7 separate regions of the Mus musculus genome follow, and all the other regions are linked to region 1. The links are chromatin loops, found by intact Hi-C in ENCODE. Cell type or tissue: left cerebral cortex. All regions are shown on one strand.

Region 1 (4,000 bases):
TGAGAAGAACACGCCACCCCTCCGAGGGCTGCGGCTTCCTGGGGCTGTTTCGTCGCTCGTCGCTTTGCGGGCCCCTGGCGCTCACTCTCTAATTCGTCCGCGCCCCTAAGTTTGCCGAGAGCTGGCTGCGGGCTGGGAGCAGGGTCCCGGCCGGGCGCCGCGGGCGGGGGCTGGGTAGCGGCGAACCGCAATCCCGAAGCATCTTGGGGCCATGTATATTTCATCAAACGGACTTTGGGTGCGTCGCGTCTCGCAGCCATCAACGCTATGTTCAGTGACATTTCTGACTTGAGTGGAGGAATGCGCGAAGAAAACCGGGGCGAAATTGCTTCGAGAGGATCTTCTTGGCGCCAAGGCTAATTGTCCTGATTTATGTCGCTTCTGACAAAAAAGAAAAAAAAAAAGACCTAACGTCTTCATCTGAAATAAAATGAAAGCGGTGCCAAGCGGGATAGAGCCGCCTGGCTGCTGGTTCTGATCCCCTGGGATCCAGGGGGGGAAAATCGTTCTGCAGCTTAAAAGAAAAGAAAGGAATAGAAACAGAGAAGAGAGAGAGAGAGAGAGAGAAAAAAAACCCACAGTAAAAGTTTAAGGCGAGAAGTGGTGGCGGCGGCGGCGGCGGCGCGGGGAAGCTGCGAGCGGAGAAGGTTGCCGAGACCTCGGAAGGCGGCGATTTGGTTCCTAATCCCACTGTATTTTTGGAGGGAGAGGCACCTTTCTCATCCTCCCTTCCTCTCCGCCCACCCCTCTCCCTCCCCCTCATCTACCTGTCAAAGTCACTGATCTTTTGCATTTTGGAAGAGGACGTCAACGGGAAGGAATTCCCCCTGTCAGGGTCCCGGCTCCGAGAGGGGGCGACGCGCGACAAGGCTGCCCCAGGGGCAAGAGACCAAGGTAACCCGGGCGGGGGACTCCGGGCGCCGGGTGCTATGGGGTCTGGGGTTGTGGACTCCTCCTTCCCGCCGCCAACAGGGTGCTTGCAGGGCGGGATACCCCGGGGCTACGGTGGCAGCGGCTCAGGTCCACACCCGCCGCGTTCCCATTCCACCCGCGCCCCGTGCGCCGCCAGTGGGTCCCCGGAGCCGCGGTCTCCGCCCCACGCGGGACCAAGCTGGGCAGGGGCGCCGCCCCGCGCCGACGGCTGGCCTCCCGCCCCGTGGAGGGCCAGCGGGGGGCCCGGGTAAGTGCAGCTGGCTCCCCTCTCCTCTAGCGACCCGCGCCTTTCTGGGTGGCTCTTCTCCATCAGTTCCCTCCCTCCTTCTATCCCTCCCTCTGCCAACCCCCGGTGCCCACCGAGGGCGGGAGGGGAGATCCGGGTGGGCGAGGAACTTTGGAAAGCGCCTTAAGGAGGTAGAGCGGAGCCTGTGCGCACTCCAGAACTCGCACCGCTCACACCCACACTACATCCCAGGCTTGCGCCCAGCACCGGGTCGCAGGCTGTTGCATCCTGAGCCTCCATCCACCCACCCGCAACGCGCAGCGCTCTGTCTCCCACACACACCTGACCACACGCATCGCACAAGCTTTGTCTTTTTCTTTTTTTCTTTCTTTTTTTTTTTAATTTAAATTTTCTTTTACCAGTTTTCTCATCTGGGGAAAAAATAAATAAAAACTTGCCTTGTTGCTCGCCCTGTGGAGAGCTTTGAAGTCCCTCTTTTAATCTCCTTTATTGGTGCGAGATTAAAGCGTTACTACCACACATCGGGAAGCTGGGGAGAGAAGAACGTGGAAGGAGGGAAAGACTCAGCATTGGGAAGCTAGTGGGAGCTTTTCCTCCCATACTGATTTCGCATTATCAGTTGATGGATTCGACTAGGGACATGGAGTTTCTCTCTGCTATGGATCTGTGGATATCTATATATAATACAAATAATACCGAATATTATTGGGCTCAAAATAACCAATTAAGTGATTCATAGGAGAGAAACTTAGATTAAAAAAAGAAACTGCGCCCTCTGCTGTTTGTTTTGGTAACCTCATCCAGGGACTTCCTCCACCCCCCTCCCACCTTCTGAAATCCCCTAAGAGTAGCTGTCATTTTACAAGGGCATGGGAGGAAAATCCTTAGTGGGGTGGTGTGTAAGGTGTATTTTAAAGCAACTTTATTTGAAAAAGTGTCAGGTAGAGTTGCTATGCTTGTGCCAGGTGTGGATTTTTAGATACTAGGTCCTCTGGCTGTCTCTTTTGTGCCATTTCCTTGCCTAAGGAGTACCCAAGCAGCCTACCACTCTTCACAGTGGAAAATTCTGAGCGAGACTCAGAATTCCACCAAACATATGGTGAATCTGGCAACCGCTTTGCTCTGGAATTCAGGCCTTGTTTTATGACTGAAAATACTAAAAGTTTTCCTATCTTGACAGGAAAAAAAAATAAAGGAAAGGAAGATGTTTCCCTCAAAATCATTTGTTCAAATATGCATAGTAATTAGGCTTGCTAGAAAGTTTGTGTCGATGTTCGACTAGGGCAAGGATTTTCTGAATTGTGTGGTTCATGAAGAGTAAAGTACCTCTAACCAGCAAGAAGGTCTGCAAGCGTTTGGTACTTTGTCTCTTTGAATGCCCTACCCACCAGCTTTTCTCTTTGGCAGAGGGAAATCGGCTCAGGAATTGTCTAAGACTGTTTTGAAACACAAGAAACTTTTAGGCTTTCACTAAAACCTGGATCCTTGCAAGGGATTCAGGGTACAAAGAAGAAATCCATCAGGCAACTCTCATACCATTCTGTCCCACTTACAAGGGGGATGTTTTTTCTTCTAGATACCCCCCATGACATGAGATGTCTTTCATCACGAAATACCAACATGAGCATTAAGTCTTTCATGTAATTTGCCTTTTAATTTGTAGGTATTTCCTGTAGTTTGTATTTAAGGAGAATCATCATACTTATTTTAAAAGGAACTATTTTATTTGGACATAAAACTGTGTTCCCATTAGAGTTTTGTTTTGTCTGCTTTCACTGGGCATGGGTTCAAATGATTTAGGCTGGTGTTCTGCTTTGTTTTGCTTTATGTGTGTGCCTTGCTTTTTTTGTTTTTTTGTTTTTTTGTTTTTTTTTTTTTTTTTTTTTTTTAGCTTTAGGAGACAGCTGATGCATGTTGAAGTTTCTTTCATATATTTACTATTGGGAGAGAAACCTCTCTCTTAGTTCCCCTTATGATTCTGCAGACCATCAGACAGTGTGTTTAAACAATTAAACCGGTGTGCATTTAGCTAGTAGGTCAGGGTTTGAAGAGAGTTTCTGAGTAACAAAAACCTCAAGTCACTGGGAAGGAAATGAAATCTCATATGACCTGGGAAAGCAAGGATATGTTAGTAGTGAAAAGTGCACACGTGTGTGTGTGTGTGTGTGTGTGTGTGTGTGTGTGTGTGTGTCTGTGTGAATTATGTGGTGTTATAGGAAGTAAGTGGTTTAACATATTTTCAGAAAAGTGTTTTTAATTTTAGAATCTGGAGTTCTGTTTCAAACTTTAAGTGGGTGTAGAATTTTTCAGCTGTGTCTGTGGAAGCTTGTATTTCTGAACTTCCCTATATTAGAAGGAAGGATCTATCATTTACATGGCAGCGGGATGCCAGGTTTCTTTTAGACTTAGTGGATTCTGAAGTCATTTTTACATATTATCCCTCCACAAACATCCTAGAAAATATGCACTGACTTCCATCATTGATCTTCTATTGATAAAAATAGAAATCTTTAAAATACTAATGTGGGGTACTTGTTTTTTCTAAACTCCCAGGATTTTTTTAATAATACCCAGTCATACTTCCTTATAAGTAAGATCTGTCAAAATTGTTGAATTACATTCTGTTTTTGAGACAGTTAACAAAAAGACAGGAGCCTCTGTTTCTTAGGAAGAAACCCAAAGATCCCATTTTCACAACAGACAGGCGTACAAAGAACACTGAAGGGATGCAAACGCATCTCATGTGACCTCACTGTGACTGTTCACAGCTGCTAATCTCCACAGGCTAGTGGCTTTGCATCCTGTTACCTCTGCAGTTCC
Region 2 (4,000 bases), 610 kb after region 1:
GTGCAATCAAAAATCTCCAAAGACTAAATGATGGCCAGTACATGACCAGATGGCCTGGATGCTCCGTGAGAATGGACAGGTTGGGAAGGTGAGAAGAAAGAAGCAAGAGGCTTAAACTAAGGCACGTGGTGAAGGAGAGTACAGAGTACAGGCAAGCAGTCAGCTATCATCTGCAGAGACTGGTAGGATACTGGTCAGAGGTGGAAGAAGAGGGTTGGGTGATGCCATTCTTGGCTTCTATCTTTTGATGCCCCAGCAAATGAGATTAGAGAAAGAGATGACTTGGATCAAAACATCAAGGGCTCACTACTGAAATTTAATCTCCTATATACATTAACTAAACACAATAATATATATACACACATATACACATTATATATACATATATACATTGTGTGTGCGTGTGCATGTGGGTGCGCGCGCATGCGTGTGTGTGTGTGTGTGTGTGTGTGTGTGTGTGTGTGTGTGTTAATTTCAATCTCAATGGCTACTTCATTGTTTTGTGCCCAGGGCTTTGAATAAGGTCCGGCAACAAGAAAGTACTCAATAAAAATTTAAAGAATGAACCCAATTTTATATTGTAATTATCTCTCTGCTATTCAGAATATCTGGGCAATACTTCAGATCAAAACAAATTATACTTGATGAAATATAATTCTGAGTTCAAAATGTGAGAGAGCACACATTTCTACAATCTATATAGAAACTTAAGTTTCAGGAGAACGTTCTTCCCTGGTAGAGTGTGAGTTTGAAGGAAATGCTATTTTATTTGACCTTTGATTATTTAAATTTTTCTTTTTAATTCTGTGACATGCATGCTCTTTTTTGTGATTTCAGTTCCTTAGGGAAAGAGAGGGTGAATAAATTAGAAGCTAAACTGGATCTCATGTTAAATGGACCTCAGGCTGGTGAGCTTCATGGCTGCATCTTCCTTCACCCCTCTGCCTTAGTGGCAGCAATTTTCTCTGAGCTCATCCCTGGAGACTCTAGGCTCAGGAGCCACCCAGTCTAGACAGCTGCTGTGATACAAGCAGTGTAGCCCACATTCCCATTTTCTTCTTGCCACAACCATCAGTCTTGCTTTAGAGGATGAATAATATCCAAACAGATCCTAGCTGGCCTCTGTGCTCTTTTTTTTCCTTAGGCCGGTCCCTCAGCACTGTGCCAGCCAGCACACAGTTAAAAAGCTGAGATGGTGCCTATGATAATGGCCTGTGTACTTCAAGGGAGTAAGAAAGAATTAAGTCAGCCCAGTCAGGAGAAATCTAAGGCAACAGGACCTTTCAGTTCCCTTAATAAATGCTACAGAGACGGACCCTGAACCTACCCCTTCTGACTGTATCTATTTCTCTTCCCGCCTTTATCTTTTCTTTCTCTTTCCAGCTCTTCCTTTAAAAAGCTTTGAGACTGGGCATGTAATACACGCCTATAGATCTGCAATCCCAGCACTTGGACGTAACAGAATCAGAAGTTCAATTAAAACCTCATCTATTAATGGGATCCAAGTTGACCAGAACCATATGAGACTCTCAAAAAAATCACCATTAGAACATTGTTGTTCTTTGATTACATTTATTTTATTTTTGACATTCCTGCAAAATACACACACACACACACACACACACACACACACACACACAAATCAATCAAGGATCCCTGTGTATTTTTCACAGTAAAAACAAGCAAAATAAAGCAATTAAAAATGATCCCTTTTAGAGAACAAGATCTGAAGGCAGATAGATACTGAACACCTTCATGGACAGGGACAACCCTTTGCACTGAGATACCAAACTCGGTGGTAACAACAGAGTAGCAACACTGTTCAACATTGCAGACATGACCCTGTGATTGCTGGTTTCCTATACAGGAAAACGACTGGGAATGTTTGTTCACTTAAAGCTAATCAGAGAATCCATGAGAACACAGTGAGCACAAGGGGTCTGAGAAGAGAGTGATGGCTTCCTAACAAAAGGCTGAATGCAGCTGGCTCGAGGTGCTCACATCCATATCAAACCCAGCCAAACTGAATACAGACACTCATCCTCCTGTTTCTCAGATGATCAAATGGAATTATAAGAGACAACTGGCAACAAACATCATTTTGGAAATAAAGGGAAGCATGCCATGTGTCCCAAGCAATCCGCCTCTTAAGCATTTAAATGGATGCTTAGCTAAGGCTCCCAGCACTTCAGCAGTTAAGCATCATTTAGCTCCACAAGGTCTTCTGCAACCTAAACAACAACCAGTACTTCTATCCCTTTTAGTAAGGAAAAAGAGAGACAACTCCTTTCTCCTTCTCTGTCCAAGTGGGTCACTGCCACCCCCCTCTCTCTCCATTCAGCTTTTTCTAAGGAGGTTGCCAACTTCTAATGTGTTTCACTGAAGATTCTAAATGCTGGAAGTTGTGACGGCCAGACAAGGTCAGAGAATGTGCTGCTGAGCGAGGGTTGGGTGTGCTTAGGAGGGCAGAGGCTGAGATCCAGGTCACCACTGGGAGATGGTGTGAGTCCTGTACATCCTCATTGTTGACAGGTGCCTACACACTCTCTGCCTTTTGCTCTAGTGTACCAAATTAAGAGCAGCCTTAAAAATGCCTTAAATGTATCTACAAATATTTTAAACAAAAGCAGTCTGATCCTCCTATAAACAGAACTGTCATCTTCTGTAAATGGAATTAGCCAACATTTCATCCATCTTAAAAACTTCAATTCCCCTGATCAACCACCATCATCCTTTTCAACGTTCCTCTAAGGCACAGTCCAGAGAATTCCAGAAAGACAAGACACAGGGTAAAGCTAAAGACACTGGGAAGAGCGGGCCCCCCACAGGTACAGAAGCCTGACCGCATTTTCTAGATTGTCACAATACCACACACTTCTTGGCTTTCTTTGTTTTCTATGACTTAGAAAAGCAGAATGAGTGAAAACAATGAACAAAATGGAATAAACCTGACCCTTGGGCAAAATCTTAAGCATTGGCTTTTACCCAGATGATTCTACTTCATGAAGAGCAAGGGAGGACCTGTCTTAGAAAGCTAATAGCACGGCTCTCAGGGCTTCCTGGTATAGCTAGTTTCAAGAGGAATAGATGATGTTAAGATAGTAGCTAGGCTGATACCTTAACTGAGAGTCCTGCTTTTGATTTTGCCCTGCATGTTTTAACTTTTGCTTACAGACTCCCCCTCCCGCCAAGGTTCAACTCTGTGTAATTTTGCAGCAAGGTCTATCTACCTTCTACCTCTTCAAATAAGCAGGCAACAGAACTCCAAAATACAAACATGGCTCCTACTTGTGCTTCACTGCATTACTGGGGTGCTTCAAAAGTCTTCAAAGATGAGGAGTGTCTGGCCCCTGAAGGTGTCGGTGCAGAGGAGCAACTCAGTTCCGTCTACACCCTGTGTGCCTGCAAACGGTAAAGCTAGCTGCCTGCCTCTCCAAGGCCGCTTCTCTCCCTTCTCTCGCAGCAAGCTTGGCTTAAACCCATGTGACTCAGGAATGATCATCTCAGCCTCCCTTGTCATGTATAGTTAGGTGTCCAAGTTCTGCCCTGATTTAAGAAAAATACTTGTTGTAGAAGGTCCATCGGAAGAGAGAGATTACCTTCTCGCCACCTACCAGGTAGATCGTATAGTCAGAATTCCAGCAACCATTTATACTTTAAAGTAAGCAACACCGAAGACAGAAGTCAAATGCTGAGGTCAGGAGATGAGAACCTGAGCCTGAAAGGGAGCTGATGCTCAGGCAGCCACCTACTGAACAGCCTCTGCCTACCACAGATGTGTTTCACATGCGAGAGGATAAGCACGCATCACTTAGCTTGTATTAAGGATGAGCTATATGACGTACGAAAATGTAACAAAATGGTCACTGATATGTCTATGATGCAGTCCTAGGACCCTGCTTCCTCTGAGACAAGACACTTAGCTGTCCTCCCCTAGAGAAACTCCTTCTCTCAGACAAAGAGTCCACAGCCCTTGAAAAACATTAGAAAATTCTAGTCT
Region 3 (4,000 bases), 360 kb after region 1:
AGTCACACTGGACTCTGTTTAGAGAACTTTATTATTAGCTCCACGGATGCCCAGTGCCACCTTCCCTCAACCGTTCACACACAGATGCATTCCTAAGTTTGTGGGTGTGGACAAAGCCCCTCTTCAAGGTGACATGAGTATTGAACATGATTAATAGGCAAAGCAAATGCTACTTATAGTTATTATGTGTGGAAGGTGGGACTATTTTGTAACAACGATTTGTATTTAATAGCACCATCGTGCTGTGTGTGTGTGTGTGTGTGTGTGTGTGTGTGTGTATGTGTGTGTGTGTGAATCCATCTTTGGAGAAATTGGGCCATGACATTTTTTTTTGAATGAAAAACTTATAATTTATAAAAGAAGCTCCTTTTTCTGCTCTGTGCCCCGCCTGCCCCCTGTCCAGAGTGGTCTATGTGTTAAGTGCTTAAGCAGCAAATGTTGTCGGAAAGCGTTCGTTCTTGGCTCTCTTCTTCTTTGTTGTTGTGTTAATTTCCCTGGGTTCTATTTAACATTCTGCTAAATCAGTGAAACCTTGATTATCTAAGAGAATACAAGCCATTGAATTAATGAGGTTAAGGGGAATTTTGACGATAGGAGAAATTATTAGAGGTGAAAGTTCTGTGACAGAGGCTGTGAATGGATTTCAGTCAGGAGCTGCTTCTTGATTTTCCAACCCGATTCTATTCCTTGATGGATGTAATGAAATTTTGGTAATCAGGGTTTCACCGTTGCATTTATTACTGTTCCCAAATCAAGGTAACCTTGGGCTCTACTCCCCATATTTACAAGGTAATAAAAAACTCTGCTGGGCTGTCAGGGACAAATGTGACTGCTCTTCCTCACATGCCTCCCACGAAACAAGCTTTTCCTCTTCCATCTGGCTGTTGCCTGCTTGGAGCATGCCACTTTTCTCACATCCTAACCCTGCATTCCCCTGCTTCCCTGTGGCCTCTTTGCATGCACGAAAAGGCTGGAATCGGTTCAGGGACGATGGATGGATGTCCTGACCTTAGAGGTTGTTGGTCATTTTAGCAGCACTGCTTTGCATTTTAAACGGCACTCATCTGGCTTCAAGGTTCTGTTTTCTTGTATCAGGCACTTGTCCTTTAAAAAAAACCTAGGAGGTCACAACAGGTCTCACGTACACAAAAATTTCCAAACCAGGAGCATTGCATTACCTTAAATTCGATAGCCTGAACTGGAGATTAACCAAGATTGCAGGGGAAGGGGAGGGGGAAACCTATATGAAAAGGCCTAATATGATCAAAACAAAGGCAGCCGACTACATTTGTTTGGAAATTGGAGTCACATGCTTAGTTTGTGGAGGGAAGGGGGGTGCACAAGATCGATAGAGAATTTCTTTTTTAAAGCTGAAAACATGATGTTCCAGATGAACTTAAATTGATTCTGCTTCTCCTCCCCTCCCTTTCCCTCCCCTCGTTCTGCAGCTAATGTCTGCGACAATGAGCTCCTGCACTGCCAGAATGGAGGGACCTGCCAGAACAATGTGCGCTGCGCGTGCCCAGACGCCTACACCGGCATCCTCTGTGAGAAGCTACGGTGCGAAGAGGCGGGCAGCTGTGGCTCCGAATCCGGCCAGGGAGCACCCCCGCGGGGCTCCCCAGCACTGCTGCTGCTGACCATGCTGCTGGGGACTGCCGGTCCCCTGGTGTTCTAGGGGTCACACCCAGCCCTCCGACAGGCCTGTGCTGTGGGGAAGCAAACACAACCCAAGCGATTGCCACTGACATAGAAAACACGCACACCCACTCCAACACAGTGTATAAAAGAAGAGGGCCTAACTGAACTAAGCCATATCTCTCAGAACCGGACAGCACATCGCACATCGGAGTTGAGACTGTTCATCATTGACTCCAGAGGAATTGGCAGCTGTTGCTATTCTCACTGCAAATCTCATTGCCAGCTGCAGAGCTGATTGCGGATTGGAAAGGCTGTGAGAGCGCCCCCAAGAGGAAAGACGGAAAACAAACTGATCAACCAACCTAAAAACATTCGCTACTCTACCGTGGTGCACCCTAGTACCGCTCTGCTCAGTGTGTGGGCCAACCAAATAAAAGCATTCTTCGCTGTCAGGTGCATTGTGGGTATAAGGAAATCTGTTACAAGCTGCCATATTGGCCTGCTTCAGTCCCCCCGACCCCCAAATCCCTTCCAACCTGTGCTTTAGTGAACGTTGCTCTGTAACCCTTGTTGGTTGAAAGATTTCTTTGTCTGATGTTAGTGATACACACGTGTAACAGCCCCCTCCAAAGCGCAAGCCAGTCATACCCCTGTATATTTTAGCAGCACTGCGGTCCCAGTGCCAGCTCACGTCCACTTCACAAGAGTGGTTAGAGGAAAAGAGAAAGTGTATCTATCCTTTTGTATTCAAATGAAGTTATTTTTCTTGAAATAATGTAATATGTAGATTTTTTGTATTATTGCCAATTTATGTTACCAGACAATCTGTTAATGTATCTAATTCGAATCAGCAAAGACTGACTGATGTTTGAGTTTTTGGTCCTCTTTGGTTTTGTTTCGTTTCGTCATGCAGAGATTTCTCTGTAAGGGCAACGAGCGTGCTGGCATCAAAGAATATCGGTTTACATATAGCAAGTGTAATAAGATTCCACCAAAGGACATTTTAAATGTTTTTTCTTGTTGCTTTAACACTGGAAGATTTAAAGAATAAAAATTCCTGCAGAAATGTTATCAGGAAATTGTATGGCCGTTTCTTAAGACGAAAGGAGCAACCACCCAGCAGTTTCCCAGTCACGTCACTGATTTTTGTGTGGACTGAACACAGTCAGCTGACAACTTTAATAACCAGGAAGACGGATTGATGGTCACTAGCTTGGACAACGTCTGCAAAATATGAGACTATTTTCCACCTGGGAAAAAATTATAACCACAAAAACAGAGAGAAAGAAATATCTAAGTGATTGCCAAGATTATGCCAAAGCCTGTTGGCAGAGCACTAAGAGACTTTTATTTTTAAGTCATGCTATTTTCACAGATTTATGGTGATCATGTGACTCTAGGGATGCCGATCTATGTATCCTTCCAAATACAGTGTTTACATGGAGTATCATAAGAGGCCACCTGGGGAACCAGGACAGCAGCAGGGAAATTGAGTGATTAGCAATTTGACTTTGAATATATTCTAAGTATTTAAATGAAATATCAAAATATACAGCAGCAAGTAGACATAACTGCTGTTCCTGAAAATAAAGTCTGTTTCAAGTACTGCCCAAGGTGTAATAAATTCTTGTTTCTGCCTTTTATTAGGCCAATTACTGTACATGACAGCAGAGGGAGCTGGGCGGGTGGAGAATCACTGCAAAGTTTTTGGAGGGGCTGAAACAATGTATGTTCAATCCCGGCACACTGCCACCCTGCAGGTGACAAATGTGTCAGCAATGGCATCTCTTGGAATCAGAAATAATTATGAGGCCAAACCAGAAGATTAAAGACAATGAAGTCCTACATGACTTGGTGGGACAATAACCAATGACAGTATTAGGTCAGAAGCCTCGTTCCAGGCTGAATTCTTCACCCTACCGCCAGTCTCGCTTGAACCAGGGGGAAGCAGGGGGAACAATGTCTTCTGACAAATAACCGAGTCAAAACTAGATGAAGGAACAGCATGTCTTATTGGTTTTGTTCCCAGAAAAGCCAATTCAAAGAAGGCAATAAAAGGTAAGCAGGTAATTCCTGCTCTGCCTGCCACCCCACGTCCAAGTCGATTGGATGTTTGTTATTCAAACCAACAGCATCTTTTGATATAAGAAATAGGGAAAGATGGAAATAAATTAGCGCCTTGGCTTAGTGCCAGAGTGGCCAACCAGAAATGGCAGATTTACATTAGAAGCATAAATAGAAAATCATATTCCCAGCTCACCAAAGAATGCACATGAAAATTCTGATCGCATACAGAGTGTGAGATTACTTCTAATGAGGTGGATTTCTGATATTAAAATGGAGTTTAAGTTGTCTTATA
Region 4 (4,000 bases), 720 kb before region 1:
TCTCTCCAGCCCTTACTAGATTTTTTTAAAACACTATTTTAAGAAATGATTTTTTTCTGAAGATGGGGTTTCTGTTTTATTCTTTGAAATAACAAAGAAACTAATAGTTTAATTCTCAAACATTTAAAGATGATATATATTATTATTTCTTCAATAACTACACATTAATATATAAGCACGTAAGTGAAATACTACAGAAATACCTTTAATATTGGTTAAATAAACCAATATTCGTAGGTCTCTGAAAGTATAATAGTAAAGGTAAAACAAACAGAGGTTGTAAGAATGAACTACATTAACATAATAATAAGATTTCTTGGTTGTTTCTAATGGAATTAAATGAACATAATATTTAAGGCCAAAAAAAAGAAAAGAAATGTGATGTATATGTAGCCACGTTCTCCTTTATCACACAGGAAAAAGAGAAGGATCAGGGAGAGAAGGGAAAGAACGCGGTGGAGGGGGGAAAAGAGGAGAATAAGGAGGAAAAGGAAGAAAAATAAGGAAAAAAAATAGAATTGATTCAAAAGCTCTATAGTCCAGTTTTCTGGGCTTTCCTGCACATTAGAGAAAGAGTAAAAAATTAGAACATGAAGAACAAATACTTCATAAATAATAGAATAGGGTTAGTACAAGAGAGAGGAAAGTCATGCCTCATTATATTATAGCAACAGTCACTGGACCCATACTGTGCTATTGCCAAGAAAGTTTTGTACTTCTAGAAGAAAAGGTACCCATTAACTTACGTTCTTCCATACTCTTAAAGGTCTTTGCTCCATATTTGCCCTCTCAGACTTGACATGATATGAGAACCACTCACTTTCTTAAATACTTTATATAGTATATATCCTCCCTCCAGTTCTGAATATCTGGGTTTACACACACACACACACACACACACACACACACACACACATTCTAAGAAACGACTGCCCCCTCTCTTGTTCCTTTTCTCATGTTGTGAAGGGCATTGGCAAGTAAATAACTACTTTCTTTTCCTTTTAAATTATTTTTATTATATTTATTTGGTTGTTTGTTAGAAAGTTTGTATGTTTGCTTGCACATATATGTCAGGAGGTATGTATAAAGGCTACAGAAGAACTTGTGCAAATCACGTCTCTCCTTCTACAACATGGCTTCGGTAATAAAATTTGGGTCCTCAAACTTAGCAGTCATCACCTAGAGTAAATGGGCCTCTTTGCAGAGTGTCTTCTAACTTCTTAGTGTCTATATGTCCACAGAGCTGACTTAACTTAAGCAGAATTCTCACAATATACCAAGTTCTTTACCTGAAGTTAGGAGCTATTTGAATATCACTCTGATATCATAGCCTCAATCTGGTGTCTAAAGTTAACAGGATTGTTCTAACTGTAACTCACTCACCCTTAACTTAATCATATACTTAGAGAAGCATAATAAAATGTTAACTTCCTTTTTCTTTTGTTCAAATATGAATTACATTAATTCAGTTCTTCTTTATTTGAATTTTCATAATCAGCCTTTTCCTTATTGAAAATTTGCAGAGATTTGCTTATATATAATAAATCTGCACAAGTAATCCTACCCACTTTTCACCTTCTATGTTAATATCCCTGGATTCTACCCTGTATATTAAGCTAAAGAAACTTGAACAAGTTCACTAGAATTTTTCTATTGTACTACCAATTCTTAGTTGAATGTAAGTTGGGGATTTAAAAAGTCTCGTCCTTAATAAAGTAGTACAAGAATTTACTATTTCAAAACAATAAAAATGCACAACATAAGAAGAGTCTGTCTTGAGAAGATACAGTGGAGGTGTTATACATAAAGTTAAATGTAACTGGAATGTCCTTTAGCTTACAAGTGTTAATGAGGTAACTTTAATAATTCCAAAGTATATGCTGCCAGTCTCTGAAACTCATGAGAACAGGTTTCAGTGGGTTCTTAGCTAACCACAAGGGGGAGAGCTCCAGTAATTCATTCTTCGGTTGAAGACATTACTTACTGAGTTTTGCTGTTTTGCACCCACAAGGACATTCTCTTTGGGGTACTCCAGAGACCTTTATTATGACTCTTAGTCCTGAGTTCATGAAAAAGGCATGAATGCCCACAATTCAAGTCCCCTCTTTAGAAGTCTCCATGGACACTATATAAAGAAGTGGATATGAATAGACATTGATCTTTAAGGAAGTACTTCCATCTAGAATCATACTAATACCTACTACCTAAGTTCCAGGTGAAACTATTTTCGTAGCCAGCTCAATCATTAGAGGAGAAGTGTAAAAAAATAACACCAAGAGAGATCAGACAGTATCTAAGTCACATGTGCCTCCGCTGAGGTCAATGTCATCACTTTGAACTCACAGAAAATGCTACTGACTAAATCAGGAGCAGAATGCAAAGGAGAAGGCAAGGTGTGTGCTCACAAATATTCTCTAGCAGCCATCACTTGGTCATGAGGCCAGTATGTTACAAATAAGAACAGAAAGACAAAAAATAACAGAAAAATAATTTCCCCAGTTAAGAAACTTTAACTGCCTATTTGGCAAAGTACATCAAGTAAACAAAATAATCTTATTTTGCTTTCATTTATTTTTTTTCAGTAAAGATATAAGGGTATAATAAAAAGAATCACTACTCGTCCAAAATGAAACTTAATTTACAGAATAGCCTAATAAAGATATTGTTAGGGAGAGAATTTAGTATTCTTGGAATAGATGCCAAAAGTTATTTTCTAAAGAAGAAGTTGAAAAGCATCTATTTCTAGCAATGTTTCCATTTGTCACGTGGGCCTGGTGCTTTAAATGCACCCCTGGTTCAGCACTTCTACTGTGTAGTGAGTATGTGTCCACATTCGTCCAAGGGTCCTTCTGAGTCTTTCTCAGACACATAGAAAAGGAAAGCAAGTGAAAAAAAGACTGTGGTATTTATAATCAGTTTTCTGAAAGAATAAGAAATAGTACTTAAAATGATTTAATAATAAAAATGATGATAAAGCTCTGGTTATTGGTACCCAAGTCTCTGCTCATGAACAATATTAAGCTCAGTAGAAAACGACTATTTAAGGATAGAGAATAATTTCTGTGGTACTTTATCTCTTGAGTGAAAAAAGTTTCTTCATCCCACAGCACCAGTATTTTTTTCTGGGATATAACAATAACTTGGTTTGGAACACCCCTATGCTTTGGAGTAATCATAAACTTTAAATTTATGGAGGCAAATATCTGATTTGTACCTTTTTATCTTATTTCCTAATTAAAGTAATTATACATCATTACTTGATCAAGTGATTATTTTCTATTCTTCCTCAATCCATGAATATGTTATACTCTGTAAATTAAGTAGTAATTCTTGAAATAACAGATTTCAAAGTCAACCAAAATAACTGAAAGGAGGGAAAATGAACATAAAATCATATTCAGACATTATTAGCATGCACGTTATCAAAAAAACTGTTTATGTATAATATGCTAAATGTCTATGTAAATGTAAATGAAAGAGTGGATTCAATTATATGGCTATCAACTCATAAAACACACAGTGCACATTATACATCGTGGAATATATTTTGCCTGGATGAGTTGAGACAGATTGTGTAATAAAATGAACATGGCAAAAGAGGGTTTAAGTCAGGAAACAGAATAGTAAAGCAATTTCCTGAGTTATTTAAATGCTTTCAAAGCGAAATGTCATTACATCCTTCAGTTACACTGGCATATAATTATATAAGCATCACAAATAACAATGTCTTACTAAGAAAAACAGAAGTTATTATAGAAGAATTCTTTCACATCATAAACCTTCATTTTAAGCTCAGGTAAATATTCAAAAAAGGGAATTATATACATCAGAATTTATTCTAGTCATGAAATCATCAATAATTGTTATAATTTGAAAAAAGTTTACTTTTAATGTCAGAAAAACCTTTCTCAATCTTAATAATATTGTTTATTAAGCATAAAATTTTCATATTATTTTAGAGTTAAATCCAATTAATGTTTAATAACTATGCTGAGTTTTA
Region 5 (4,000 bases), 110 kb before region 1:
AAATAAAATAACTGAGCCTGTGGGTATCAATTCTGGCTTTAAAAGGAGATATAGCAGAATTTTTTTTAAAAGTGAATTGCATTGGAAAAGAAGTCAAAAGAGATGAGTTTCACCATTTCTCCAAGCAAGTGTTTTTACACAGATACATAGATTTAAGTGTATGTATGTGTATATATAAGCTGGTCACCAAAGACACTGGAAATGGGTTTGAGAATATCATACCCTTGATGTTAATTGTTCTTTAGTTTGAACTACAGAAGTTTCAGAACAGGACTCAAGACCAAGTAAACTATTCTCCAGAGACACAGTGGTGGCTGATACATTTCATGGCCACAGCACTTCTTCAGTATTTGCCCTGGAGCTTAACGTACCTCAGGGATCACTTTGGACTCAGAATCAAGATCTTGTATTATTTGGTTTTCACTTTGCGTCATACATATTCTTTGTATCCTAACTCTGGTTAGAACAGAGAGTTTGGTGAGTTACAACTGTCAGAGAAGGGACAAGAACTGTGCCACATAATTCAGTAGTGGGGGGCGGGGGAGGTCCTGTGAGGGAAACATAGACTTGTAGCTGTAAGTGGTGTGCCTACATCAAGAATGTGTAAAAATGAGTGTAGTGACTATTCCTGGCTATCATCAACTAGACTATATCTGGAGTGAACTACAGTCCAGAATTGGAAGGCTCACTCACCTGTGATCTTGAGGCTGAAAGACACAGGTTTCTGACTTGAACCGAGTGGAGGTTTTTTTGTTTGTTTATTTTTTCTTTGAGGCAGGGTTTCTCTGTGTAGCCTTGGCTGTATTAGAACTCACTCTGTAGACCAGGCTGGCCTCGAACTCAGAAATTCGCCTGCCTCTGCCTCCCAAGTGTTGGGTTTAAAGGCGTGAGCCACCACGCCCGGCCTTGGCAGGAAGATCTTGAGGCATATGGCCATGAAAAGTTTAGCCTCAGGCAAGGTAGTACATGCCTTTAATCCCAGGAAACTTGAGACAAAAGCTCAAGGTCAGCCTGGGAAAAGGAAGTCCCAGATCCGGAAGTGGTGATACACACCTTTATTCTGGGACACACCTGCGGGAGGCCTACATAAGGTCACTGGAAGAAGGAAAACTCACTTTTTCTGCCAGGACGCCGTGTGGGACTGAGCAGCTGCTAGATCCTTGGATTTTCATTCACAGCTGCTGCTGACCATCTTTGGGGACTACAGATTGTAAGTCATCAACAAATTCTCTTACTCTACAGAGGCTACCCATACGTTCTGTGACTCTAGAGAACCCTGACAAGGGGTAAAAGGAAAGGGCAAAAACTGAAAGGATCTCGGGAAAATAGTGTGGTCTTAGAGAACAACTTGTCATGGCGTTAGAGGAAAATAACGGTGTGCCAAGATTGACTCTGGTTGAGCCTCTGCCCTCAGGAAGCGGGATGCAGGAAGCGGACTACGAATCCCAGCAGGCCCCGGGGACTCTGAGCCTGCGCACCGCACCGCGCAACGAATGCTGGGGGTCGGCTGCCGGGGCCAAGATGTCGCTGAGCAAGAAAAGAAAGCTTGAGTCGGGGGACAGCGGAGGCGCCGGCGCCGGAGGGGAGGGAGCCGAGGAGGAAAATGGCGGGGAGCAGGAGGCGGCCCCGCCACGACCCCGGAGGACCAAGAGCGAGCGGGACCAGCTGTACTACGAGTGCTACTCCGACGTCTCGGTCCACGAGGAGATGATCGCCGACCAGGTCCGCACCGAAGCCTACCGCTTAGGCATCCTGAAGAACTGGGCCGCGCTGCGAGGCAAGACGGTGCTGGACGTGGGCGCGGGCACCGGCATTCTCAGCATCTTCTGTGCCCAGGCCGGGGCACGGCGCGTGTACGCGGTGGAGGCCAGCGCCATCTGGCAACAGGCCCGGGAGGTGGTGCGGCTCAACGGGTTGGAGGACCGCGTGCACGTCCTGCCGGGCCCGGTGGAGACCGTGGAGCTGCCGGAGCGAGTGGACGCCATCGTCAGCGAGTGGATGGGCTACGGACTTCTGCACGAGTCCATGCTGAGCTCCGTGCTCCACGCGCGGACCAAATGGCTGAAGGAGGGCGGTCTCCTCCTGCCAGCTTCCGCGGAGCTCTTCGTGGCCCCGATTAGCGACCAGATGCTCGAGTGGCGTCTGGGTTTCTGGAGCCAGGTGAAGCAGCACTATGGCGTGGATATGAGCTGCATGGAGAGCTTCGCCACGCGCTGCCTCATGGGCCATTCGGAGATCGTGGTGCAGGATCTGTCCGGAGAGGACGTGCTGGCCCGGCCGCAGCGCTTTGCCCAGCTCGAGCTGGCCCGAGCCGGCCTGGAGCAGGAGCTGGAGGCTGGTGTGGGCGGGCGCTTCCGCTGCAGCTGCTATGGTTCCGCGCCTCTACATGGTTTCGCCGTCTGGTTTCAAGTGACCTTTCCCGGAGGGGACTCGGAGAAACCTCTGGTGCTGTCCACCTCGCCTTTTCACCCGGCCACCCACTGGAAGCAGGCGCTCCTCTACTTGAACGAGCCGGTGCCGGTGGAACAAGATACGGACATTTCCGGAGAGATCACCCTGCTGCCCTCCCCGGACAACCCCCGGCGTCTGCGCATACTTCTGCGCTACAAAGTGGGAGACCATGAGGAAAAGACCAAAGACTTTGCCATGGAGGACTGAGCGTTGCCTTTTCTCCCCCTCCACCTTCTTCGGAAGGTCCGAAGAGAAAGGGAGATCGCCTATGCAAGTTGGGGACATAGCTGTCTCTTTTACCTCACCGCTCCAGTCTTCATTTGAGGACATTCTTCTGGCAGTGTTTATTTTAAAAGTGAGCATCCCTGACCAAGGACTGATGCAGTGTGCTTACTAACGGGCTTTTAAACCTGGAAAGCATGTAGTATAAAGAAACTCTTGTATTTCTGTTTCTTTTGTTTAACTGCCGGGGTTGGGGGGGGGGCAATAAATGTGATCTTTTTATAATTGGTCCACGAGCTAATCTGACACCTCCCCATCCCTATCAGTATGAAACTGGGAGAAAGGCAACATGGTCTGATTACATTTCAGAAACTTGCAGAATGATTTTTAAAGCTGTTTCTTTCAGCTGGAATTCTCTCAAGTCTTGAGTGCCTACCTGTGCTTCCTTATATTCTAACGTTCATATTGTTAGTAAGGAAGTGGGGCACAGGAGAAGTATTTTAAATAACCCTGCTCTCCTTACGCTTAATTCACGGAGTGCTAAATTTGATGAACCTTAGTAAAATGGCTTAATTTTACAGCCTGCCTAGGCAATTCTGAGAGTGACAGGAGAAAAGGTCTGAAAGTGAAATAGTGATGGGGTGTTAATATTTTTATTTTGACTTTCAAGACTGAGCCGAGAAAACCTATGTTTTATAATATAAATATTTTTGTGACTCTTGTAAAGCAGTCTGATAGGGAAGGTTGCTGAACCTAGCCCAAGGGCGGACCCTTTACCTCTTGTGCTGGCTTTATTTAAGCACAGGTCTAATTCTGTATGAAAGGAACGCGAGCACTCTAATCTAATAAAAGTTCCTGTCTTCAGTTCTTCTTAGTTCAGACAACTGTGAACAGTGTGCATTTGGGGAGCTCCCTTACAATGATGTGTGAGTCAGATTGTCACATTTACTTCACATATTTCCTTTCCCTCCTTTCTGTGGCAAATAAAACGGCATTCTCACTTTTTATAGCTGAGGTCTTTAGACGTTTTGTGTGTGGTCTGTGAGTTTACTATAATGCTGCTACTTGTCTTGGTGTCAAAGCTCCTGCAGAACTCAGCTTCAGAACAGCTCAAATGATGATTAACATGGTTTTGAGCTCTAGCTGTGTAAGACTTAACGGGTGTGGAAAACTGCTGTTCTTAAGTACTATTGAATTTCACTTTTTGTAACCTTGGTTCTGTTTTTGGCTTTTTAAAAACATTGTATATTAAATTGCTAAAGTATTAAAACTAATTTGCTGGGGCTCTATTTTGAAGGAAAAATACAAATATAAAACCACCAGTTTC
Region 6 (4,000 bases), 410 kb after region 1:
CAAGCAAAGAAGTTGTCCTTGATAGCTATTTGTCCCTCTTGGGAATGAAGGTTTCAAAGCATCAGAGCTGAAAAAACCATGTGATATTCAAATATATACTGGCCCCTGCTCATTTCCCAACACCTAATGTGATATTCTATCTATTTGTCTTCCTGACAGAATACCTCTTTATACCAGGCCAAGTTAGAATTTGCCTGCTTGCCACTTGTGTTTCTCATTACAGAGGGCTTCCTTGGTGTTCTGAATTACATGTCAGTCTCAGGGAACTTGCTGTGTGTGCTTCCATCACTTGAGTGGCAGGCACCTTCCGTGTACCAACGTTGAGCATACAGAGTTGTCAAGAGAATTATTTAAAAGGTGAATGAGAACAAAACTTGGTGAATAACAAAAGATTCTTTCTGTAAATGTGGTTTCTATAGAGTAATGCCTTTAACAAAGACTGAAGACCGTAGGCAGGGACTATGGTTGTATTTCTGCGGAAGCAATGCCATCGAGAGCAGATTCCCTGTCTGTGTGATTGGTTAACAGCTTTCATCTGAGGTGACCAGTGGAAACCTAGCCATTTCAGTCTTGATTATGAGTGAAATGTCTCCCAGATCTACAGGACACTTACCTTTGGTCCCTCTCCCACTGATGAGTAATGTCCTTACCCTCTCTTGCCTGTAGCCACACCACCATCTGTTTATACACTAACTATTCGACTATAACTTAATTCCGGGTACGAGGCTCTTCCCCAAACACAAAGCTTATTTAAATTCTTTCAGTAATGTAATGTGTAGACTGTGGCACACCCTGGCCCGGCTTTGCAAGTCCTCTGAGCTGTGATCCAGCAGCACGATGCTCCATGTAAGTTCTGCCACAGGCTTCTCCTTTGTACTCACCTTTACTAGGGACAGCTGCTCATTGTTTCCCATGGTACATTCATCCCTTTGTCATGAATACACAGCCACTTCACCTAAAACAAAACATAACTAGGCATGGAGTTGTGGCTATGTATCTATTCTCAGATCCAATGAAGTATAAGAAATGGGCAAGTTCAGCATCAGTTGACCAAGAGGTAACACTTTGTCCTGGACATCTCCCCTCCCCGTGATTTACTCGTATACATAGCAGCAAGCCAGCTAATATTCCATCCATGTGATTAAGTGCCTCCAGAATATTGGGAAGACAAATTCAGAGGACACTGATCCCTGGATAACCCCATAGAGTAGACCTTCCAGCCAGACATTCTGTCTCCCTTCTAATTGTTACATGAAAGACAAACGTCTATTCTGTCTAGTCACTGCAGTATATGTGCATTTGGTACAGTAGCTCACTTTGTGCTGCCAGACTCACCATCATGGACTCTAATCCTACAAGCTCCTCACCCATCATTCACTTGGTAGATTCTACCTCCCTGCTTGTGAAAGGTACACCATGCTCCCAGTAGCAAACAGAACCAACCTCCCCCATGGCACAGTTGCTTGATTACATCATCGACACAGGATGTAAGTAGATTATTTGACTGTGTCCTCTACAACCACAACATCGCTAACAAAAGTAAGGACCAATTTTAACCCTGTCACTGAATTTTCAAGCCTACGTTTACCATATAGTGGGAGGGCAATGTGTTCTCAAGTGAATAAGAGCTCCACTTTCACCGCCTAACCGAGCAGTAAGCAGGATTGGAAGGGTTAAAAAATAGAACAAAAAAAAACAAAAACAGGAAAGGAAGATAAATGAGGAGGAAAGGAGAAGCAGGCAGAGACCTTGCCCTCCAGGTCTGCTGGGTTGTCACTAGCACCCAGCCCTCTGTAGGAACTCAATAACCATGTATTGATTGACTCCAACCTTTGCTTGTCATTATTGCTTCCGTCCACCAGACCCCTAAGGAAACTGCTATAGGAAGTCATTCTGGAGACAAAAGGCATAGCAAGGGATGGCAAGTCAGATCAACTGTTAATTGACAGATCTTCTTAGCCTGTGAGTAAACTACTCTGCGTTATCTACGTGCTTGTGTTTAGGTCTGTGGCTCTGTTATTGGAATATGTGTCACTTGATAGAAATTCTCATACTTGCATAAAAGTTGTCACTTTAAAACACATTTCCTTCTTTTAGCAACGCTTCAAGCAGCAACTTCGAAGGGTATCTGCTTTTGAGTGGGAGCCCAGTACTCTGGAAACAGTGCCTGTTGCTTATTATGGTAACACACACTATGGTGAGAGTGGAGAAACTCAGTGGCCGTTAATTATTCAAGATTTAATCGTGCAAGCATGTACAATCAATATTTGTTGATGTTAATCTGATTACCGGCTAGTGGTTTTCAGTGTCTCCATCAACAGGATAACAATATGACACATTTCATAGACTCTCCCTAGGCTCTTCCAAACAAGCTTATTGGAAGGATTTTAATCAGCTAATGAACTCATCAATGGCATTCAGGAGGCAAGACACCTTCCTGCACCTACAACCCATGACCATATTTGCCTGACATCTTGTGGCCGCAAGAAACATGACAGCCTAGAAACCTCACATCTGCACACAGTATGAGCAGCGTCTTTGAATGCTAATGTCAGCATTACAGTCAGAGCAAACACAGAACTGCTTAGGTGGTGTGTGACATGTAATTATTTCCACTCATTAAAACGGAAGCTAGCCTTTTCTTTTTATATTTATGAGACAAGTTGGAACATGTGGTTCAATTCTTGTAAAGAAAAGAAGAACCTTGATCTAGGATGAATGGCATCTGGCTTAGTGCCAGGCCCCTCAGCTGCTGAACACCGTTCCTGTGAAGGGCCCACGGAAACAGAAGGCAGACTCCAAGACAAGCAAAGAAAGAGCATTTGTGGTCACCTGCTCAGACAGGTGGCTTCTAGCAGAGGTTGCTGGGAATCTGGAGAGACAGAGTCCTGACAGAGGGGCTGACGGAAAGTCTCATTTTTGCCATTGCTATGGAATAGTGTTGTGCCTTTAAAAACTCACTTTTAGAACCAAAACCATTGTACTCAAAAACCATATTGGCATAGAGACACATAAATATAAAATAAAAGACTACCAAAGGTGCTTTGAATGAGACAGGGAAGCTGAGTTCCTGGGTGCAGCTTTCCTCACTCTCCTGGGATACAACCTGCAAATCCAGGCTTTGAGGGCACAGCCAGAGTGCTATACTTGAAGTCAGAAGTCCCAGCTTAGCACTTCATCGCTATCTCCCAAGTCATACAGCTTTGGAAACCCCAGGAATTTCATTTCTGAAATATAAGAAATACTATTTACTCCATAGGGGTACTGGAACATTAAAGGACGCTGAAAATCAAAGTGCTTTGTAATTACTTGAGAGGCTGTCACATTGCCATCATGAGACAGTCCTAATGGCGAGTCACACAAGCGAGCGGAGCAGGCTCCAGGCAGTGTTTTGCATTGTCTTCTTGCCAAGCTGCACTGGAGTTCATTAGAAGTCTCAACTCATGAATATGTATGAATATCTTAGAACATGGAAGACCCATTGGGATACTCTCCATGCTGGTTCACAGGTCTTCAAACACACACTGGATTATGGTGAGGATCTTGCCTGGGAAGGCTGGCCTTTCTTATTTCCCTTTTTCCTGACTCTGGTCCTCACCCTCCTTCGTGTGAAATAAATCTGTATATGAAGCCCTAACTGTTGGCATTAATACTGAGGGCCAGAGGGCTGGTAACCTCTGAACATACAGCAAGATCTTGCCTATTCTATCTCCATAAGCCACATCTCCTGGCATTCCAATATTAAGCAAATGCCCAGGCTGCCTGCCTTTTAAAAGATATCACCCATGCTAGTAAAGGGGGACAGTGGGGTCCAATTCCATTCTGAAAAAATCTGGTGAGAATAATGTGTAAGGCAAGCCAGAACCACTCCAGGGATATAAGGACACAGATGCATAAAAGGCCAGAGAAACCTTTGTTTCTTTTGCAAGCTTAATGGGCAGGGATGGAAGACTTTCTCTCTACTCAGGGAAGAATAGGGAATCAATTTCTAGATTTTTCT
Region 7 (4,000 bases), 930 kb before region 1:
TGGAATTAAAATGTTCTGTGGCATTTATGGCAAGGATTTTATGTGGACCCACCTCAGCAGCACTGCTGCTTTAATGCCTTCCCAGCTCAGACACATCAGATAAACACCAGCAGCCACCAGAGGCACACACCAGAGGCAAGCCTGGCTTGCCTAGCTCTCTGATATTGTTGTGCCTAGTGTCTTGTGACCTCACTTGAGCTCAGAGTGTGTGAGAGAAATGCACAACGTGTGAACTCTATTTTGTGCACTCCTGAAAGCCACAAGATGAGCAAGTGTCTACTGATACTCTGTGCAGTGAGGCAAATGAACCAATTTTCTGGCATTGGCTTCTCAGAATTCAAAAATTGCATTGTTAAGGGATTTGGAGAGGGGGCCCTCATCTTCCAACCTCCCATACTATCTCAGTGACACTTGACCTCTCCTGTCACCTGTGGGAATCAAAGGGATGACCACACCACATGTAATCACTTGAAGCTAACAACACAAAGAGCACCAAATTGTTCACCATATGTAGAGTGTATGCTATGCTCTGTTTTTATTATTTCAACTACATTTTTGAGAAAATGTATTTTTAAAATTAAATTATAAATTGAATTACTTAAAGCACTTATATCTGTGTTTTAATACATGGATTGCTTTCTTTCAGAAGCAGACAATTCTTTTCAGCAAATGATATAAAGCACATTTGGAAGAGTATTAAATCAATGAATGGCCTTGATTCTGCCTCCTGAAATTGCTGCACACATGGATCAAACAGTGTCTGTTTCATAGCCCTGAGTATGCAAAGCAGATATGCCTCTAGTGCACACTGGAAAGTAACCTCAAGTGCTGAAGCACTGAGGTACACCTGCGACCCTGAAAGGCAGGAGCAGCCAACTCACTAGGGAATTGAGCTATCAGTTATGGGAGAGCTCATTTCCTGCAAAGGCTCTGGACAGCTGGCTGAGGAGAGTGGCAGAGCTGCACATGGTGACAGGCTCTGGAGACAGTGACTACATTAGCAGCATGATATGTATACAGTGACTCATTTTTCTCCTTTCAGCCGTCCTCACATAAATAGCAAGAGCATCAGCTATAATAACTGAGAAGAGATGTGAAGTATCAATGATATATTTTTAATTTTCTCAGTGTCTGGACATTTATTATAATTTAGTGGAAGTCATGTGACACAAGAGAAGACAGCCAAAGGCTTTAAAAGCAGATAAGCCATGGTGTAAATCCTGGTTTGATCATTACAGGTTTAGTGACCTTCAGAGTGTTAAACATTTAAGGTCTCGGGTTCTCTGATGTAATAATAGTATTAAATATTTTTACTATGTGAAAAATCAGAAATGATGTTTCAAATTTAAAAGGCACTGTCGCTGAAGTATCAAAGACTAATTATGATTTTATTGTCTGAATCTGGAATTCCTGTGATTGTTACATTGGTCTTGATGCTCGAGCAAAACTTAAATCAAATCTTGCTAATAGTTAAGACAACATGTTTTGACTTTCAATTGCACAATTTCAACTTAGGCAACCCATAGTTTCCTAAGAACACAGTTATGTAACTTATAGATAATTTAAACTGTGCATTTGCTCAATGTTCTTTTTGTTCTAAGCTTGAAGAAGACGCTTCACTGGCTAAAGCCTACCGCCAGGAGGAGCTCCGTAGTTCTTGATGAGTTTTTCTCAGGATTGATTTAATCCAAGGCGAATGCATAACAGGCACGACAGGTGGAAGGCATGAATTTTTCTTAGTCGCTTAGATGTCTTAGTTTTTCAACTTCAAATTCTTAGCATGCATTGCTCTGGGGCTTCAGGTAGCCATGGAATTAGCACCGAAAGAAGGTCTTCTTGAATATGAAATGTTATTCTCTAAAAAGGCTTAAGATGTGTGCACACATTTATTTCTATTCTGGACCGATTTGGGGTGGGAACTGCATCTTTTTCAGATTTACTTAACCTTCGTTCTTTCTTCCTTCCCTCCCTACTTTCTTACTCCCTTTTCATTTTTTCCTTTCTTTCTTCCTTCTTTTTTGTGATAGTCTTGTTTTCTTGTTGGAATAATGATACTCTGAGTAGATTTCAAGCCTTATGTCGATTCTAGATATTATCTGGCAAGTTTCAAGAACTGAGGACCCCATTACAGAGAAGGAGTTCTAAGAATTAAACACAGAACACAGAGTATTAAATAAATGTGCTACCAGATACCTTGTGACTTGTGACTCCAGTAGAATGTACATTTAAATTTTTTTCTTTTTTAAATTCTGGAGGCCAGGCTGAAAAATGTTCTATGAACAATGTCCTTTCCAGAGGGAACGGTCACGTGTGCTGACAGTTCGGGTTGGATCTTGGGTCTTCCCTTTGCTATTTTACAAGCTTTTACACATTTTTAATATTCCTATGCTTTTTCTTGTTATGTTAAATTGAGATTATAAAAAGATATTCTTAATATGACTATCAATTTATATAAAGTCCTTTTTACTGGACAGAGACTGTTTTAGGCTCTAAAATATAATGCTGAACAATAAACTCCAGTCTTCATAAACTGTATTTTTAAATGTATACACACATACACACACACTCACAAACACACCCACCCACAAACACACACATGCATACACAGAGACAGACAGGCAGACAGACAGACAGCACTATATAAAAACAAATAAAAACCAAAAGTTAGCAAAATTTTCAGACGTGACTTTTCTAACAGGACAAAGCATAATGTTTAGGGGTAATTTGCTTCGGACTATAGGAAAGAAAGATATAAAGTTAATGTCCTGATGTTTATAAATATGATTAATTTTGAATCAAACAATATTACTAAAGTCTTTTAGTAAGCTCTTGGAGTTATCATTTCTGAGTGGCTAAATCTTTTCAACCTAATTAGATGCATGAGTATTAAAATCTATTTTGAACTCATTTTTTTTTAAAGTGAGACATTTGCTTTGAGGGAAAAATACACTGCATGTATATTTGGTTTTTATATATGTGTGTTAGCATTTTTCCATGATTGCTTCAGATTTTCTTCGAAGAAAAAATGTTGCTGAAAACATTATATCCCTTTCTGAGTCCCTTGTACCTTCTTTGTAAAGAGAACAGTTCTCTGGGCTTGGTTTTCATGTTTCCTATGGATTTTTCAACTTCTCATGTATAAGTAGATACAAATTATACTGAGATATTTGAAAGATTATAGACATAGCTAGAATAACAATAAATTAATAAATGTTATTCACTATTATATGAGTAAAATTTATTCTTCTTCATGAATGTTCCTTCTGGTCATTCCCGAGATTATGTTGCAATGCATTAATGTTATAAATTGATTCATTTCCCAGCTTATAGATGTTAAGGCACCTCATATATTCAATATTAAAAATGAAGTTATGAATAACTTGTTCCCTATGTGATCACTTTTTAATCAAAATCAGTATATTCTTCCAGCCAGAATATATCCCTAGTGAGATACAATGGAGCTGGAGTGTGACACTGTGGTCTGAACCTAAGGAATGTGAGAAATCAATGCATAAGGAAAAGTGGTATCAGTCCTATTATTTCTAAACAACCAGTATTTTATCCTGATGTATGTTCAAAACCTAGTATTCTTCATATTTCTTTTAATTTTAAGGAAATGTTACTGAAACCAATTGGACATACAGTGCTGAAAGTATAATTTCTACTAAAGGCACACAAAGACAAGAGTTAATGATGTGGTGATGCACATCTGAAATTTCAGGACTTAGAGGAGGTTATTCCAGGAAGTCAAAGAAGTTACACTAGAAAGATCAACTGAGTTACCCTCGGATGTCAAGGTCATTCCGAGTTACCGGGCAAAAACCAAGTCTGCAAGAGTCAAAGGATCAGGTAGAGCAGACCAGCAGAGTGTCTGCTATCATATGTCTGGCCCTGGATTGAATTTGGAGCTATAAGGGGGAAAAACTGCATAACTGATAGAAATGGACCTTGTCCAATATTTGAAAACTTGGATATTATTGCAAGATGAGGTCGCTAGTCA

The links. A loop is a pair of places that touch in the nucleus more often than their neighbours do. Peaks named below come from ENCODE experiments on the same cell type or tissue, not always from the same donor. Only the 100,000 strongest peaks of a DNase experiment are listed, where the experiment ranks them.
Region 2: a loop joins it to region 1, with 4 times the contacts of the local background. A loop is called at or near these places in 9 of 42 quality-filtered maps.
Region 3: a loop joins it to region 1, with 8 times the contacts of the local background. A loop is called at or near these places in 5 of 42 quality-filtered maps.
Region 4: it touches region 1 in a loop (7-fold over the local background); 2 of 42 quality-filtered maps call a loop at or near these places.
Region 5: a loop joins it to region 1, with 5 times the contacts of the local background. A loop is called at or near these places in 9 of 42 quality-filtered maps.
Region 6: it touches region 1 in a loop (4-fold over the local background); 4 of 42 quality-filtered maps call a loop at or near these places.
Region 7: it touches region 1 in a loop (8-fold over the local background); 8 of 42 quality-filtered maps call a loop at or near these places.

Annotation. Positions count from the first base shown.
Region 1 is chr3:110,139,794-110,143,793 of GRCm38, reverse strand. It overlaps Ntng1 (netrin G1), which reads left to right and starts at 322. Exons shown (of 8, transcript NM_030699.2): 1 at 322-894. In left cerebral cortex, CTCF peaks have their summits at 1,763 and 1,964 (motif pointing left); DNase peaks (open chromatin) are centred at 2,001, 2,226, 2,582, 3,445 and 3 more places; H3K4me3 peaks cover 2,492 bases; H3K27ac peaks cover 2,154 bases.
Region 2 is chr3:109,530,526-109,534,525 of GRCm38, reverse strand. All of the region lies in intron 15 of Vav3 (vav 3 oncogene), which reads right to left. Among named protein-coding and RNA genes, the nearest start is that of Vav3, 190 kb to the right of the region's middle. In left cerebral cortex, no CTCF peak of the experiment used is centred here; a DNase peak (open chromatin) is centred at 2,352.
Region 3 is chr3:109,780,360-109,784,359 of GRCm38, reverse strand. It overlaps Ntng1 (netrin G1), which reads left to right. Exons shown (of 8, transcript NM_030699.2): 8 at 1,449-4,000. The coding sequence ends at 1,678. Among named protein-coding and RNA genes, the nearest start is that of Gm25681, 81 kb to the left of the region's middle. In left cerebral cortex, a CTCF peak has its summit at 1,958 (motif pointing left); DNase peaks (open chromatin) are centred at 1,582, 1,931, 2,574, 2,793 and 1 more place; H3K4me3 peaks cover 1,622 bases; H3K27ac peaks cover 788 bases.
Region 4 is chr3:110,864,129-110,868,128 of GRCm38, reverse strand. No RefSeq gene overlaps it. Among named protein-coding and RNA genes, the nearest start is that of Gm26076, 300 kb to the right of the region's middle. In left cerebral cortex, a CTCF peak has its summit at 1,922 (motif pointing right); a DNase peak (open chromatin) is centred at 2,000.
Region 5 is chr3:110,248,493-110,252,492 of GRCm38, reverse strand. It overlaps Prmt6 (protein arginine N-methyltransferase 6), which reads left to right and starts at 1,494. Exons shown (of 1, transcript NM_178891.5): 1 at 1,494-3,968. The coding sequence starts at 1,522. The coding sequence ends at 2,658. In left cerebral cortex, no CTCF peak of the experiment used is centred here; DNase peaks (open chromatin) are centred at 1,816, 2,334, 3,595, 3,715 and 1 more place; H3K4me3 peaks cover 2,971 bases; H3K27ac peaks cover 1,726 bases.
Region 6 is chr3:109,731,172-109,735,171 of GRCm38, reverse strand. No RefSeq gene overlaps it. Among named protein-coding and RNA genes, the nearest start is that of Gm25681, 130 kb to the left of the region's middle. In left cerebral cortex, a CTCF peak has its summit at 2,482 (motif pointing left); DNase peaks (open chromatin) are centred at 2,503 and 3,406.
Region 7 is chr3:111,066,970-111,070,969 of GRCm38, reverse strand. No RefSeq gene overlaps it. Among named protein-coding and RNA genes, the nearest start is that of Gm26076, 500 kb to the right of the region's middle. In left cerebral cortex, a CTCF peak has its summit at 1,642; DNase peaks (open chromatin) are centred at 185, 331, 956 and 1,645.